5 separate regions of the Homo sapiens genome follow, and regions 1, 2, 4 and 5 are each linked to region 3. Evidence: chromatin contacts called from ENCODE Hi-C or POLR2A ChIA-PET data. All regions are on one chromosome and are shown on one strand. Each heading gives the region's core, a stretch centred on a gene start or an enhancer-like site at or near the end of the contact. The rest is flanking DNA. Distances are from core to core; before and after follow the strand shown.

Region 1 (3,076 bases), core at 134-2,633, 700 kb after region 3:
CTTACTTGTAGATGGATGAAGCCTATGTTACTATAATTTGCTGAGTATGTGTATTTCTCCATTTTTATTGGTCCATTTCAATTCATTTGCAAAGGGCCAATCAACTGCTACTGTGTTTAATTCCAGAATCCTGCTAGTGGAGGTTTATAAACAAGGTATCTGTGAGGAGATGGGGATCTGAAGGGTGCCCTGCAGGGAAGCTTACTCGAGCCCTGGTTGGTACCTTGGTGACCCCAAGCCCCATGCAAATCATAATGTTGGCTTTTCTGGTGTGGCTACTCCCCACCCTAAGTCACACTGTTACTATCTGGCCAGCCTAAGACCCCCAGGCAAACAAAGATGACCTCCCGGGGGCCAAGGGTAAAGACTAGACCTCTTTGAGGGGCAAGGTTCAATTCTTTACTGCACAGGTAGGGAGACTTAGGCTGCAGCCCGGCTCTGAGAAAGGTTCAGCTGGGTGGAGGAGGAGTCTCTGGGCCAAAGCTGCCCTTTGGAGGAGTCCTGGATCTTGCAGAAATGGCCTGCTTAGTGCCCACCCCCTGCACCCCTGCTCAGCACTGGCTGGGAGTAAGCCTGGGGACTGTGGCTTCAGTGTGAATGTGGGGGTGGGGTGGATGCAGAGCAGTAGCATGTGGGGTATCCAGCCAGGCCTGCTCCACAGAGCAGGAGAGCAGAGCTGGGAAGGGACAGTGGGGATGTGATCTGTTAGCCTTCTGGCTGCAGCGCAGTGCAGACCTCCCTTGCCTGATATGACTGGGTCTCCACCTCTTCCACCCCAGTCTCCTGACTCCTGCAAAAAAAGAAAAGGGGGTGTGCAGGGCTGCCAAACACAGCCATGTCAGGGTGGGCCGGTCCCTGCATTGTGCGCCCACCTGCTGCTGCTGTGTTGTAGGGGAAACCGACCAAAGCACGTAGAGTTAGAACAAAACAAGAACATGGGCTGTGGAGACAGGCTGGCTTCCATGTGCCAGTCTCTCCTGCAGCTTCTGCTCTGGCTGCTGCTCTCTCAGGATCCCGTGCAGCTTTGCCTCGGCCTCACACAGGAGAGTTCTCACACGTAAGGTGGGCCTAGGGGCTGCGGCTCAGAGTCTCCTGTATTGGGATCATTACACATGTCCAGAGTGACAGCTGAGAGGAAAGGGTCCTTGCTTGTGTGCTCAGGAGATGGCTAGGGAGGAGCCACCCCAGGGGAGTTGCCACAGCCAGAATTGCTCTGCTAGGCCCTTCCCTGAAGAGACTTCAATTCTTTTATAGATTTCTCCTTCTTAAACCCAACAAGCTGTTTGGGCAAGAAACCAGGTGAAAGAAACTGAGATTATAGGGGAAGTGTGAAGTGTAGACCAATCATGTGGAACAAGGAAGGGGCGTGACTCAAAAACATAACGTGTGTGTGTGTGTGTGTGTGTGTGTGTGTGTGTGTGCGCGTGCTGACTGGCAGAGCTGGGCCTGCTCTTTATTTGGGAGCCTGCTTGCTACTTTCACCTGTGTTTTCAGCTTGTCTTAGTGCTTTTCTCTCTCATAGTCCAATCCCAGCCCAGCAGATGGTTCACTATGCTTTTAATTGAAGAATGAGGAGGAATCTTTGCACACTTAAAAAACATCCATGGCTGGGTACAGGGGCTAATGCCTGTAGTCCCAGAACTGGGAGGCCATGGCAGGAGGGCACTTGAGCCCAGGAATTCGAGGCTGTAGTGGGCTGCGATCACTGCACTCCAGCCCGGGCGAGAGAGTGAAACTCTATCTCAAAAAAACAAAACAAGATACCATCCAATCCTGGGCCAAGCCCCCACCAACACTGATCCTAAAGGAAAGAAAGCATGGCTGCAGCAGGCACAACAGGACACAGCCCCACCCTTGGAACATCGTGCTCCTGGGGACAAGACACTGGATGCGGAAGCTGGCATCCTAGAACTGACTTTTTCGTTGAGTATTATTACTGTGTTTCCTGGATTCTAAAACACTATTGATTGCAAGATGCACCATTATTCTTTTCTTTCAAATCTAGATCTGCAAACGCCATCATTTTAATAACTGCTTTTAGGCGGAGGAAAAGAAACACAACCACATCAAACGCATGCATCAACTGAAACACCCATCCTGATTTCGGGACCCTGAAAATAAGAAAAATACAGCGCATCTTAAAACTGAAATGGGAAAAAAAAAAAGGAGAACTTATAAAAACTAAATACAGAGGAGACTTTTTCTAATTCTGGAAATGAGATGCAAAACCAATACCCACATTTTGGAATCATAGTATGAGTAGGCTTTTTACCATGTATCACTGCTATTCCTTTTTTTTTTTTTTTGAGAGGAAGAAGGCGTGAGTTGACCTGGTATTACTCACCCAAAAGTGAGGCATTGGGGATATTTATATTCAGCAAGCAGTGCAGGGTTTAAACTGGTGAGTAGATATTTGCATCTTCTAACCACAAAAGTAAAATAAGAGAACTAACTGAAATTTCAGTTTTAGAATGATGATAGCTAATACTTGTGGAGCTCCTTTTTCTCCAGGCACTGCTCTAGGTCCTTTGAATGTATTAACTCATTTAACCCCATGAAAATCCTATGAGAAGGTGCAATGAACAGCTCTAGTCATAGGGATGGGAACAAGGAATCATAGAGATATTAAGCAGTGTGCTCAGGGTCCCATTGCTAGTGTATAGACTTGCACAAGGATAGTATGGCCCTATAGCCCCTCCTCTTAACTGCACTATACGGCCTCTACTAAAGCGTAAGTGAGGGAAATAGACCAAACAAAACTGAGAGTTTGTGGGTGGAGGAAATGCTGAGTTGGGCTAAAGGCAGGAGTATGCTGGTAAAGTGGCTCTTTTCTCCCACCCCAAATGCCCTAGTTCATAACATTTGCCAATTTCCTTGGTGTAAATACTTCCAACAGTGGCCGATTTCAAGACACCAACCTGCTGTTAAAATTCTGAGTGTTTAACAATTGCCTCTCTGGAGCCAGTATAAGCTGGCCCTAGCACGCCACTGGCTGAAAGTAATTGTCCAAATTAATATGCAGCGGTTTAGCCAGGAACGTTTTTTGTGTCATGTTAAATTAAGCCAACTGTGGGTG
Region 2 (3,039 bases), core at 405-2,904, 780 kb after region 3:
TAAAGCTTTTGTTATTATTATGTTTTTTGAAACATGTAGTTGAATATAATTTTTTTTTTTTGAGATGGAGTCTCGCTCTGTCACCCAGGCTGAAGTGCAGTGTGCAATCTCGGCTCACTGCAACCTCCACCTCCTAGGTTCAAGCAATTCTCCTGTCTCAGCCTCCCCAGTAGCTGGGATTACAGGCATGCGCCACCACGCCCGGCTATTTTGTATTTTTAGTGGAGACGCAGTTTCACCATATTGGTCAGGCTGGTCTCGAACTCCTGACCTCAGGTAATCCACCTACCTCGGCCTCCCAAAGTGCTGGGATTACAGGCGTGAGCCAGTGTGCCCGGCCAGTTGAATATAATCTTAACCAATACACACACAATTTTGATAAATGAGTTCTTTGGGGAGAGGACTGGGATTGGACTGTCATAGGTAGGAAATGTTTGCTTTACCTGTATGTTTCAAGTTTGATGTCAGGAATGTAGTCGTGTACTCTTTTGTAATTAAAAATAAATCTGTTTTATAATAAATAAAAGGAAAAAAGAGGGATGGGAACCTGTAGATTCAAGAAGACCTAAGAAATATATCAACTATAATGGATGATTGGATGCAGGAAAAAAACAAAAAGAAATATATCAACCAATTGCAATGTATGAGTCTTATTTGGATCTTGATTTAAACCCCAAATTTTTTAAATGTACAAGATAATCGGGGAAATTTTAATATTAATCAGATATTCTATATTAAGGAATTATTGTTTTTATGAATGCTAACAATATTGTAGTGATGTATTTAGAGTGTTCTTCTCTTTTAGACTCTAAAACATGGTTTTCGACCTTGTCACAATTGTTATTTTGAGCCATGTAGTTCTTTGTCGTGAGGCGCTGGCCTGTGCATTGCAGAATGTTTCGTAGCAGCCCTGTTTCTACCCTGTCTTCCAGTAGCTAGATGCTGGGTGCACACCCCCTCCCCCCAACGTTGTAAAAACAAAAAAAGGTCTCCACATATTGCCAAATGTCCCCTAGGGGGCAAAACTGTCCTGGGCTGAGAATAACAGCTCTAAAATTTAGAGATACTGACTGGACTATGTATGGGCGAAATGATTCGATGACTGGATTTTGCTTCAAAATAATCCAGGTGATGGGGAGGGAGGGCGGTGGGTAAAATGTTCCATGATGGAAAGTTTAACATACATTTAAAATTTTTTAAAGAGTCCATTCGGACTTCTCTTTACATCAATATGGGGAACTTAATATTCTTAAATAGTCTCTCACTATAAGACAGGAATATACTGGATAAAATGCAACAGATGTTCACCTCCTCGGTCCAAGATCTTGTCTCATGTCTTCCACAAGAGCATTAAAATCCAAGGATCTAAGTTCCAAGTATGACTGGGCAAGGCAAGCCCTCCCTCCCAACCCTCCCCGCCAGGCATTCTCGGTGCTGCACCCCGGGCATACTCAGCTAGGAGCTGCTCCTACGTCTTCTTCAGTTGCTTGGTAACCCTAACTCCTGAGATGTCCTCTCAGCTCTGCCCCCTGGGCCTCCTCCTTTCCCAGTCCCCAAGCTTAAGCTAGAGGGGGTGTGCTTGGAGCCAGATTCATTAGGGCCATGCCTTGCCCATCCCTGCGAGGGCCCAGACCATGAGCCTCCTCCTCACTGTTTGCAGCTGCTCTCTACAGAGCACTGAGCAGCCCACGCTTTCACCAGGCTCACACCTGCGCCCGTGTTCTCCACCAGCTGCTTCACTCCAGGCCGTGCTCGGGACAGCCGGGCCTTTCTAGGGCCCACGCGCCCCTGGGCGTCTCCGCTGAGACCGACTTTCACGCCCACCTGGTCTTCCCCAAGACATGGAGCCTTCAAAGGTTTCATCAGAATTCCCTCAGGATGTGGGTTTTGAGTTGTCATCCGAGCCCATCAGGGGCCAGAGTGTAGGTGGGCCCAGGGGCCTCTGAGCTGGAGGCTAATGGGGCTTGAAAGGCCTCTGAGCGGAGCCAGGAACCCGCCCTCTGGGGGCCTGGGAGCCGGGCTGCGCGCTCAGGTCCCAACACGAGGTCTGAGGCGCTCTCTGCTTGCTTCAGGGGCCGCAGAGGGAGGCTGACCATAGCTGCGACACCCCCTCAGTGCTGGACACCGGGCAGGAAGCCTCTCTTGCACCGACTAGACCAGAAGGGCAGACATTTTCCCGACAAGGAAGGGAAGCAAGATTGAGTAAGATAAGCCCGGTTATTTTTATGCAGACATTGTTCCAACCACAACGACTGTTTTCGAAGGTGGGTGGTATTTGTTTGGTGGAAGGATCTTTGAGGTAAGAGGCAGCAGGGTGCTTCAGCACCACCACTTCCTTTACTTTTCTGAGTGTTCCCTTATCAAGCCACCAGTTTGGGTTCTGCTCCATTTTTCTGTCTGGTAAAGAAGTAGAATGAGGTGAAATCTGGCTACCTACTTCCCCTGGGGGGACGGTCATGGCTGCTGGTGAGTTTCAAGTGATTTGAGAACTGTTGGTATACTTAAGTGAGGAGCTCTTTCCCTCCCCTTCATAGAAATGGAATAATGTGCAGGTTCCTAACGGGACTTAGGAGTCGGAGAGCCCTGGGTTCAAATCCCAGAGCCTCCATATTTTGGTTGTGTGAAAAAAAACAGTAGGCAAGGTAGTCAACATGTCTGTGCCTCACCTTCCCCATACATAAAGCCTACTTTTTCATAAGGTTGTTGTGTGGGTATTAAGTCTCAGTAGATGCCTACTTGAAATATTTGGGGGGACAGCTGTGGCCAGGCGCGGTGGCTTATGCCTGTAATCCCAGCACTTTGAGAGGCCGAGGCAGGAGGATCACCTGAGCCCAGGAGTTTGAGACCATCCTGGGCAACATGGTGAAACCCCATCTCTACGAAAAATACAAAAAATTAGCTGGGTGCAGTGATGTTTGCCTGTGGTTCCAGCTACTCTGAAGGCTGAGGAGGGAGGATCACTTGAGCCCAGAAGACAGAGGTTGCCGTGAGCGCCATGACACTCCAGCCTGGGCAACAGAGTCAGACCCCCATCTCAAA
Region 3 (3,056 bases), core at 498-2,997:
TACCATCTCCTTTTTGGTAAAGACACAAAGTTCATCTACGAAAGCAGCTAGTATGATACTTGGCCCACTGCAAGTACTCAGTAAACAGCGGCCAACTTGAGCAGAATCCATCTCTACTACATGCAAATAAGACATTCAAGGTAGGACTGGACAAAAAAGGTGTTAGCAGGTTACGTGGGTTCCTTTCTGTTTTCTTCCTGACCACACCTTGATATTTCACTGACTGCCAGCTCTCAGAATTAATCTGTTCCATGTCATATCCCATCAGTGTTCTGTTCCCTATTAAGGAGTTGATGTCCGATAACGGATTCACGATTTACCCTTAACTAAAATATATCCAGATTGTTAAAGAAGACTTTGATGCCTTAACATAAGGAAGCAACCAATGCTGCAAATAATAGAGAACAGCAATGAAACTTTCAGGGGTGGCTGGGGGGTGTAGGCTTTTAGTTCCAAAAATACACCATAGGCGGCCTACCTCACCTAGAAATACCATCAAACCCACACAGTGGCCATGCCTGACTTCTCCATAACCTGAATCAAGCCAAGTATATATAATGACCTCCGCCGGATACATTCTCTACAGGTGAGTGGGGTAAACTGGCACTGCGGTCCTGGCATGGTGGAGAGTGCAATCACCAAGGTGTCTGGAGCCTTGGAGTCTTAGCTATCAAGAGGTGTAGCTAGCTCCAGCTACATCACGCTCTTCAGGCCTGGTGTCTTCTCTGTAAAACGAGAGGGATGAAACAGATTTTCTATAAGGCACCTCTCGGCTCTAAAATTTAAGATTCCAAAGTGTACTTTACATACATGACAGAATCTTGTGAGAGGATCAACAGCTCTGCCAGGACTTGAGTCTCAAGAGAAAGAATGCCAAATTTAATCCCTTGGGGTGATGCGGGCGCTAACTGTTGAAACATGCTAGGTGCCGTCAGGTTCCAGGTACTACGTTGTGCTATGCGCTGCCTCCGCAACTGGTAACAACTGATTACTCCAAATACTGAGTGCCAGAGAAGACGGTGATAAGATGGGTCAAGCTTCAAAAAGAAAAACCGGATATGCTTAGAACAAGATAAACATAATTTGAAGATAGAAAAGGGGGGGATGTCTTCTTGCCCTAGAAACGAGGTAATCACAAGCTGGGAGTGGAAACAGTAGCCGCAGCGTCCTCCCAGCATCTGGAAAGTCGCCCGCTCGTAAGAGGGGTCGGCGCTACCCGAGGGAGGCCGCAGGCCTACTGGGGTTTCCTGCTGGGGGTCGCACCCGGACCCGCGGCCGGGACGGCTCTGCACCTTCGCGGCACCCCGTGTGCCACCCTGAATCAGGCCCCGGCAGCCGCTCCTACGAGCAGCAAAGGGTGGTTCTGGGTATTGTCGGCCCAGCGCTCACTCGCGGATGTATTTTCCTCCTGTGCCCTGCCTGACATCTCAATCGGACCAAAAACACCCCTCTCCCCAGCTACTTGCATCTGTCCCGCGACTGGTGCAGCTGCAGGCCGCCGCCCTGGGTGGCTCGCGGCAGGAGGGACTGAGCCCGGGGCAGCCCACAGGGGCAGGACCGCGTCGCTTACCCAGATGCCGCCGCGGCGGCAGGCCGACTCCTCCGTGCAGGAGGGGCGGGCTCCCAAGCCGCGCACTGCAAGCAGTGGCGCCGGCTCACGCACCCCTCGGCCGCCTCTCGCGCGGCTTCCCGCGCCGGCAGCCCGCGATGGCCCCACGTGACCGCGTGTCTGGTAGCAGGGGAAAGAGGGGCGCCAGGGCCGGGGTGTGCGTGCGTGCGTGCGTGCGTACGTGCGCGCCCTCCCGCCCGCCCGCCTCAGTGGCCGGGCGGGGGTCGGCCCGCGCTCTGAGTGCCGCCGCCACAGTTCGCAGTTGTGACTCTGTAGGCGGAAGCATAGGGACAAGCCTGAGCGTCACAGGCTCCCCACAAACAACCGCGTGACCCGGGGACTTTCCCCAGGGTGTGCAAAAGCACAGGCACCCCCTCAGTTCTGGGGTGAAGGTGGGGGTGGGGAAGGATGCGCCCGCGTGTTCGCTGGGGAAGGGATGAGGGCGCGGGGCCAGGGAGGCCGAGCCGCGGGAGCCTGGGTGGAGAGGCGGACTGGGCGAGGTGGGGCATGGCGGGGGAAGTGACTCAGGGCCAGAGGCAGCAGGCCCACGGAAGGTGGGGTCGGGGGGGCGCGGGGACTGGGCGACCCTGAACCGACGGGGCAGGGCGAGGTTGCCGGAGCACTCGAGGCGGACCGCGAGTGACGGCCCAGCTGCTGGGCCCAACGGGCAGGGGTCTGACATCTGGACGGAGTGGGAAAGCAGCCTCGCATCCTGCCCTGGGGAGTCGGGAGGAGCCCAGTTCCATCCAGCTGTGCAAACAGGAGGAGGAGGAGGTCCCAAGCCTACCCTTGAGAGGGGCAAGAGGGGTGGTCAAGCCGCCGCCGCCGCGACGGCCCCCGCGGTGCGGGTTGCGCCAGCCTCCTCGGAGCTCGACGCAGAAACTTGTTGCAACAAACAGGCGACCGCGGGTGCCCCTAGCAGCCAGCGGCAGAGTGGGTGGGCGGGCGAGAGGGAGGGGAAGGCTGGCGGACGCCGCAGCGAACTGGTGGGCAGACCCGGAGTCGCCGCGTAAGCGGGGCCGGCTCAGTGCGGTGCGGCAGGCGCGGCTGTGCGGCAGCGGAAGTCCTTTGTTGCAGCACAGTCCCTGGCAGAGCCAGAGCCTCTCCGCGCAGCCCAGCCCGAGCGCCGAGCGCCGCGCGCCGCCGCCACTGCAGCTCGCGGCCCCTTCGCCTTCGCCCGCCTTTCCCGCGGCTGATTTGCCTTAAACTCCCTAAAATCTCCGCAGCTCTGGTTCCTGTTGCGGCCGGTAAGTATTTGCCAGTTGTGGGGCTATTTGCGCAACTTTGGCCCAGGCCGGAGGGCGACGGGCCGCGGGCCTGGCGGAGTGCGGGGCCGGAGGGGCGCCGATCCGTGCGGGGAGCCGGAGCGCGGCGGACGCGCTGCGAGGACCCGGTGACGGGCGGCTGCCAGGCCGCCTGCTTGTTGCCGGCGCGTCAGGTCCCGGGC
Region 4 (3,132 bases), core at 188-2,687, 820 kb after region 3:
CAGAAGTTCAGGACTGTTTGCCACTACATGAGGAAGAAGAAAAGCCAGCAGAACTGTTTCTTTTTAGTAGCCAGATTCGTTTAGCAAAAGCTCTGTCTTCTTAAGGGAACAAAATCAAAATGAAATTAAGAAGAGAACACAGACTTCTTGGATAATTAGGAAGATGATACCACTGCTTGCAAAGGCATATGCTTTCCTTCAAAGGCAAATCAAAAAGTGCATTTTTCATTCATTAATGCCTGCAGGCACTCATTCACTTAGTGCTGGGCACTGAATGGAATACAAAATTGTGCAAGACTCAGCTCTTGCCTTCAATTTTATCCTAGTAAGCTTTTCAATATAATTGTTTTAAATTTTTTTTTGTAGAGATGGGGATCTTGCTATATTGCCCAGGCTGGTCTCGGACTCTTGGGCTCAAATGATTCTCCTGCCTTGGCCTTCTGAAGTGCTGGTATTACAGGCATGAGCCACCATGCCTGGCCCTAGCAAACATTTATTGAGCATCTCTCTGTGTCAGACACTGGGCTCCATCCCAGGATTTAAAACTAAATAGCTGGGCGTGGTGGCTCATGCCTGTAATCCCAGCACTTTGGGAGGCCAAAGTGGGTGGATCACCTGAGGTCAGAAGTTTGAGACCAGCCTGGTCAACATGATGAAACCTTCTCTGTACTAAAAATACAAAAATTAGCTGGGCATGGAGGTGCATGCCTGTAATCCCAGCTACTCAGGAGGCTGAGGCAGGAGAATCACTTGAACCTAGGAGGTGGAGGTTGCAGTGAACTGAGATTGCCTGGGCAATAGAGTGAGACTCTGAAAGAAAGAGAGAGAGAGAAAGAGAAAGAAAGAGAGAAAGAAAGAAAGAAAAAGGAAGGAGAAAAAAATAGAGCACAATTTCTTACCTTAAGGAGAAAATCTGGTGGATTTGCTAATAAAATGTCTTCACACTTCTAATATTCTAAACATTGACTTGAACAGATATTATTCTTGCCTGTGATTCTGTCAGTTTTCTGGCCCTTGTTGGAAGAATAAATCCTCTGAATTTATTCTAGAGGCCTGGCAGTTCAGCTCTGAGCTCACAGTAGTTGTGACTGAGAGAAAAAATGGTCTGTTTCCCTATCTCTCCCCTACAGGTCTAAAAATGTACCTGGCTGGATCAGGAACATCCACTTTTTTCTCCAAATGAGAGGTTACACAAAGTGAGTCATTTTTCTAGCTTTTTAAAAAGCTTGATTCAACCTTCCAATTTCCCACCTTTCTCTTCCACCTGCCTTGTTTAATAATTAGGCTGTTTAATAAATGCATTTGATGAGGAGGAGCGGGAGGAGGATGGTGATTGTTAGGCCTTACAAGTCCCTGGGGAATGTAACAGCGTCCTCAGCCAGAGTCACTATGTTCTGGGTTGTCCCCTGAGCATCTTGCTGAGTGAAAAGGCCAGAGGCCCTTCCTGCTTTAGGGTGCAGGTTTGACTGACCTTGGGTCATTCTTTCCCTAAGTGCCCTGCCAAGAAACCAGGTTTGGTTCTTATCTCTTAACTTCCTTTTTGTTCTGCTCCTAGTTTAGCTTACATTTTTCTTACTTGGAGCTTTTACTAACAGCAGATGACCACTACTTTTCAAGTACCTGCTGGGCTTGGAAGGTAGAGAGCAAACTAGACTGGGTGAGGTGAGAAAAATCATCCAGGCCAGCTTGTGACAATGCAGAAGGGTCAGGAGGCCTCACTGGTGAAGCACATTTCAGTAGGCAGGCACGCAAGGCATGGACTTCAGGAAAGGAAGTGGTGGGAACCTACCCACAGATGAGAGAGAAACAGAGACAGCAGGACAGGGAGAGGTCGAGCTGGAGACAGACAGACACACATGTACGGGGGCCAGTGGGGAGGAGAGGAGAGAGACTATGTTCACAGTGACAGGCTACATAGCCTGGGGGTAAAAGGAGTCACAGAGATATGGGTTCATATTTCAGCTCCACCATTTACTAGCTCTATGTGACTTGCATATTACTAAGCAAGTCACTTAGCCTTCTCTAGCTTCTGTTTCCTCATCTATAAAATAGAGCTAATAATACCTATCTTGCACAGTCATTGTGAGAACTAGTGATAAAATATGCCAAGTCACTTGCACACAATAGGCCCTCAATTAATGGCAGCTGTAGTTATTTTTGGAGTACTTTTTATGTTCTAAGTACTAGCTAAGTTTGGGGGATATGGGTAGAAAGTGTGGTGTGACAAATAGGAATATCCAATGAATGGTCCTAAGAGCTCCTTTTGGGTTTGCCTGGCAATGGGCTACCTTACTGTTTCCCCAAGAGGAGAGGCTGGCTGTGCCCAACTTCAACTTCCTATGGTACCAGGAGATCTGAAGACACTAGCTGGGCATTTCATAGCACTTCCTTAAGCCTTGGGCCCCTATGCTCATGCTGATCAGTGTCTGAACCCTGAAATACTTTCCCACCACAGCAAAGTCCCTCTCAAGTTGACCTATGAAAAGGAAGAGGTACCAGGGGTCCCTCCTCAGATGATTGATGGTGCATCCAGCTGCACCCCAAAAAGCCCAACTGTCTACAGGATCCAGGGAGAGAAGAGGACCTGGATACCTGCACCTTTCTTGAGTTTTACCTGCCAACACCAATTAGCTTTTGTCTTAAATATATCTTATGGCTAGGTGCAGTGGCTCACACTTGTAATCCCAGTGCTTTGAGAGGCCAAGGCAGGAGGATTACTTGAGGCCAGGAGTTCAAGACCAACCTGGGAAATATAGCAAGACCCCACCTCTACAAAAAAAAAAAATTAAAAACTAGCTGGGTGTGGTGGTGTGTGCCTCTAGTCCCAGCTACCCAGAAAGCTGAGGTGGAAGGATCACTTGAGCCCAGGAGCTCAAGGCTGCAGTGAGCCATGATCAAGCCACTGCACTCCAGCCTGGGTGACAGAGCAAGACCCTCTGTCTTTTCAGTTATCAAATAAACTAATATTTCTTTGTAAGACCATATTGAAGGGTTTCCCTGACTGAGACATGTTCTGGAGAACTTCAGTACCACCACTATTTACTGATGGCTCACAATCAGAACATCATGATAAGGTTTGTGTGCAACTGGATCAATTAAGACCATCGATCTGAGTGCACTTTACAAACTCTA
Region 5 (2,982 bases), core at 209-2,708, 760 kb before region 3:
AAGAACAAAAACCTTTTCCAAGCACAGCTGTGTTAAAAACAAAACAAAACAAACAAACAAACAAAAAGTTTGTCTTCCTTTACCTCCTTGAATATGCATCATTTACTATGGCACATTGCAATGTCCTATTCCCAAATAAATATAATTTTTGTTTAGAGAGCCTCTGTTAATTAGGGTAACAATGGTGAGACTAGAAATAGCTAGGTAGGTTTGTAGGTTTTTAAAACAGCTGAAAGTGTTCATTAGAGAATGAAGAGATGAGGTTAAACCTCACTGTGGAAAAATTTAAAATCGATGCTACAAAATTGTACTTTATTCTTTGGCAACAGAGAGCTACAAAAAGGAACAAAAAGAGGACAAAAGAATGCTGGGATTGGAATAGTAATCTTTAGGAAGACTAATTTGCTAGTAATAAGAAAAATTAGGCCAGGTGCGGTGGCTCACCCCTGTAATCCCAACACTTTGGGAGGCCGAGGAGGGAGGATCACCTGAGGTTAGGAGTTCCAGACCAGCCTGGCCAATATGGTGAAACCCCATCTCTACTAAAAATACAAAAATTAGCCAGGCGTGGTGGCAGACGTCTGTAATCTCAGCTACTTGGGAGGCTGAGGCAGGAGAATTGCTTGAACTCAGTAGGTGAAGGTTGCAGTGAGCCGAGATCGCACCATTGCACTGTAGCCTGAGCAACAAGAAAAAAAAAGAAAGAAAGAGAAGAGAGAGAGGAGAGAGAAGAGAGAGAGAAAGAAAAAGAGAGAAAGAAAGAAAGAGAGAGGAAGGAAGGAAGGAAGGAGGGAGGGAGGAAGGGAGGAAGGAAGGAGAAATTAACTAAGATGGGAGCTGAGGAATCTAGATAGTAATGTAATGGGGAAAGATGAGGTTATTAAGGTCCTGAACAAGAGGAGTGGCAAGGGATAGGAGAGGCAGAGGTAGGGTATTCAGAAAATATCTCCTGTTAGAATAAAATAATATAAAATCAATTTTTAGAATTCTACATACAAAGATAGACTATGCCAACTAAAAACCAAATCCAACAGAATTATTATGGTGGGGAGAGGACTGCTGCAGTCCTCCCTCAGTATCCATGGGGGATTGGTTCCAGTACCCCCTCCCAACTGCCCTCATACCTTGTAATCGCCCACTGCACAGACAAAATCAATTCACTGAGACTGCAGCAGTGCAGTAGAGAAAGAATATAATTGACACAAGGCTGACCCATATGGGAAAAAACTGGAGTTACCACTCAAATCAGTCAGTCTCTCAGAAGGCTCAGAGGCTGTGGTTTTTATGGACAATTTGGTGGGCAGTGGGGGCTAGGGAATGGGTGCTGCTGACTTGTTGTGGATGAAATCATAGGTGTAAGGAACACTGTCCTCATGCACTGAGTCCACCTCTGGATAGGGCCACAGGAGCAGTTGAGTCATGAGTCACAAGTACAGGTGGGGTCCGTCTGAAAAACATCTAAAAATAAAACCAATCTGAGGTTCTACAGTAGTGATGTTATCTATAGGAGCAATTGGGGAAGTCACAAATCTTGTGACCTCTGGCCACGTGACTCCTGAGCAGCAGGGGGTTGGAAACTACGCCTACATTTTAGCAGAGTTCAAGCATAGCAGAGTTCAAGCCCCTCCCATGATCCTATTCTTGTGGCCTTTCATTAGTCTTACAAAGGTAGGTTTTGGTCCCTGAGCAAGGAGGGCGTTAGTTTTAGGGGAAGGATTACTACTGTCCTTGCTTTCAAGTTAAAGTATAAACCAAATTCTTCTCGAAGTTAGCTTGGCCCATGTCCAGGAGGCGACCTTGGTGTCAGAAGCAAGATTGAGTCGACTATGTCAGATTTCTCTTACTGTCATAGTTTTGAAAAAGTTGGTTTCACACTAAAAGCTGCAGATGCTGAAGTCTGTGATATAAAATGGTGTAGTATTCACATATAACTTACACACATCCTCATGTACTTTAAACCATTGCTCGTTTACTATAATGCCGAATACAATGGAAATGCTATGAAAATAGCTGTTAGTTTTTTGTTTGTTTGCTTGTTTATTTGTTTTTGAGATGGAGTCTTGCTTTTTTGCCCAGGCTGGAGGGCAGTGGCATGGTCTTGGCTCACTGCAACCTCCACCTCCTGGGTTCAAGTGATTCTCCTGCCTCAGCCTCCTGAGTAGCTGGGATTACAGGCGTGCCACCACACCCAGCTAATTTTTTTGTATTTTTAGTTAGAGACGGGGTTTCACCATGTTGGCCAGGCTGGTCTCAAACTCCTGACCTCAGGTGATCTGCCCACCTCAGTCTCCCAAAGGGCTGGGATTACAGATGTGAGCCACTGCACCCGGGCTTGGTTTTTAAATTTGCATTATTTTTATCGCTGCATTGTTATTTTGTATTTTTTAAACATTTCTGATCCGTGTTTGGTTCAATCCCCGAATGCAGAACTCGCGGATACAAAGGGCCAACAGCATTGCAATAGAAACATGTGACCTTAAGACAGGTAAGTTTTCAAAAGTTAGGCAAAAAGGGTTTTTCTTTTAGAGAAAGAACTAGGCTAGAAAGAACCAGGTATGGGAAGGTGGGATAAAGGGTGGACTGATGGGAGAGTAGGTCAGATAATGCTTTACCCTGAAGGCCTCCTATCCTCAGCGAGTGCCTTTAAGGAGTGGCTTTCTGCTGGTCAGGGTCCTGGGGGAAGGAAAAAAAGAACCTTAACCAAAGTGTGGTTAAAAAACCTTTTTTTTTTTTTTTTTTTTTTTTGAGCCGGAGTCTTGCAATGTTGCTCATGCTGGAGTGCAGTGGCACAATCTTGGCTCACTGCAGCCTCCACCTCCCAGGTTCAAGTGATTCTCCTGTCTCAGCCTCCAGAGTAGCTGAGATTACAGGCGTGCCATCATGCCTGGCTAATTTTTGTATTTTTAGGAGAGACGGGGGGGTTCACCATGTTGGCCAGGCTGAAATAAACACTTTTTGTTTCTGTTGATACAGTGAGGACAA

The links. A loop is a pair of places that touch in the nucleus more often than their neighbours do. ChIA-PET counts read pairs that join two places held with the same protein, here RNA polymerase II (POLR2A). Pooled maps may share reads with other maps.
Region 1: a loop to region 3 is called in a map of B cell, with 15 times the contacts of the local background. The contact joins the enhancer-like site here to the promoter of ZBTB25 in region 3. A Hi-C loop is called at or near these places in 1 of 168 maps with a recorded cell type or tissue (B cell), 5 of 37 single-sample maps with no recorded cell type and 8 of 50 pooled maps.
Region 2: a pooled map shows a loop between it and region 3 (4-fold over the local background). The contact joins the enhancer-like site here to the promoter of ZBTB25 in region 3. A Hi-C loop is called at or near these places in 2 of 37 single-sample maps with no recorded cell type and 4 of 50 pooled maps. POLR2A ChIA-PET finds 5 or more read pairs at or near these places in 3 of 52 experiments (CD8-positive, alpha-beta memory T cell, HepG2 and activated T-cell).
Region 4: a loop to region 3 is called in a map with no recorded cell type, with 4 times the contacts of the local background. The contact joins the enhancer-like site here to the promoter of ZBTB25 in region 3. A Hi-C loop is called at or near these places in 1 of 37 single-sample maps with no recorded cell type and 2 of 50 pooled maps. POLR2A ChIA-PET finds 5 or more read pairs at or near these places in 2 of 52 experiments (OCI-LY7 and PC-9).
Region 5: a map of B cell shows a loop between it and region 3 (7-fold over the local background). The contact joins the enhancer-like site here to the promoter of ZBTB25 in region 3. A Hi-C loop is called at or near these places in 1 of 168 maps with a recorded cell type or tissue (B cell), 5 of 37 single-sample maps with no recorded cell type and 6 of 50 pooled maps. POLR2A ChIA-PET finds 5 or more read pairs at or near these places in 2 of 52 experiments (H1 and OCI-LY7).

What each region holds. Positions count from the first base shown.
Region 1 is chr14:65,204,213-65,207,288 of GRCh38, forward strand. No RefSeq gene overlaps it. Among named protein-coding and RNA genes, the nearest start is that of LINC02324, 17 kb to the right of the region's middle. RefSeq lists an enhancer at 820-929. Within about 2 kb of position 1,384, at least 7 of the 41 ENCODE cell types and tissues checked have a DNase peak (open chromatin) inside an H3K27ac peak, as active enhancers do; they include B cell, where a contact is called at or near this core.
Region 2 is chr14:65,285,642-65,288,680 of GRCh38, forward strand. No RefSeq gene overlaps it. Among named protein-coding and RNA genes, the nearest start is that of MIR4708, 48 kb to the right of the region's middle. RefSeq lists an enhancer at 1,753-1,992. Within about 2 kb of position 1,655, at least 6 of the 41 ENCODE cell types and tissues checked have a DNase peak (open chromatin) inside an H3K27ac peak, as active enhancers do.
Region 3 is chr14:64,502,091-64,505,146 of GRCh38, forward strand. ZBTB25 (zinc finger and BTB domain containing 25) reads right to left here and starts at 1,748. Exons shown (of 3, transcript NM_006977.5): 1 at 1,571-1,748. It overlaps ZBTB1 (zinc finger and BTB domain containing 1), which reads left to right and starts at 2,680. Exons shown (of 2, transcript NM_001123329.2): 1 at 2,680-2,856. RefSeq lists enhancers at 880-999, 1,060-1,159, 1,930-2,019, 2,120-2,790 and silencers at 1,480-1,909, 2,510-2,769, 2,880-2,989.
Region 4 is chr14:65,319,699-65,322,830 of GRCh38, forward strand. No RefSeq gene overlaps it. Among named protein-coding and RNA genes, the nearest start is that of MIR4708, 14 kb to the right of the region's middle. RefSeq lists enhancers at 1,569-1,678, 1,899-1,988. Within about 2 kb of position 1,438, at least 6 of the 41 ENCODE cell types and tissues checked have a DNase peak (open chromatin) inside an H3K27ac peak, as active enhancers do; they include OCI-LY7 and PC-9, where a contact is called at or near this core.
Region 5 is chr14:63,744,698-63,747,679 of GRCh38, forward strand. No RefSeq gene overlaps it. Among named protein-coding and RNA genes, the nearest start is that of SGPP1, 18 kb to the left of the region's middle. RefSeq lists an enhancer at 1,385-1,814. Within about 2 kb of position 1,459, at least 4 of the 41 ENCODE cell types and tissues checked have a DNase peak (open chromatin) inside an H3K27ac peak, as active enhancers do; they include B cell and OCI-LY7, where a contact is called at or near this core.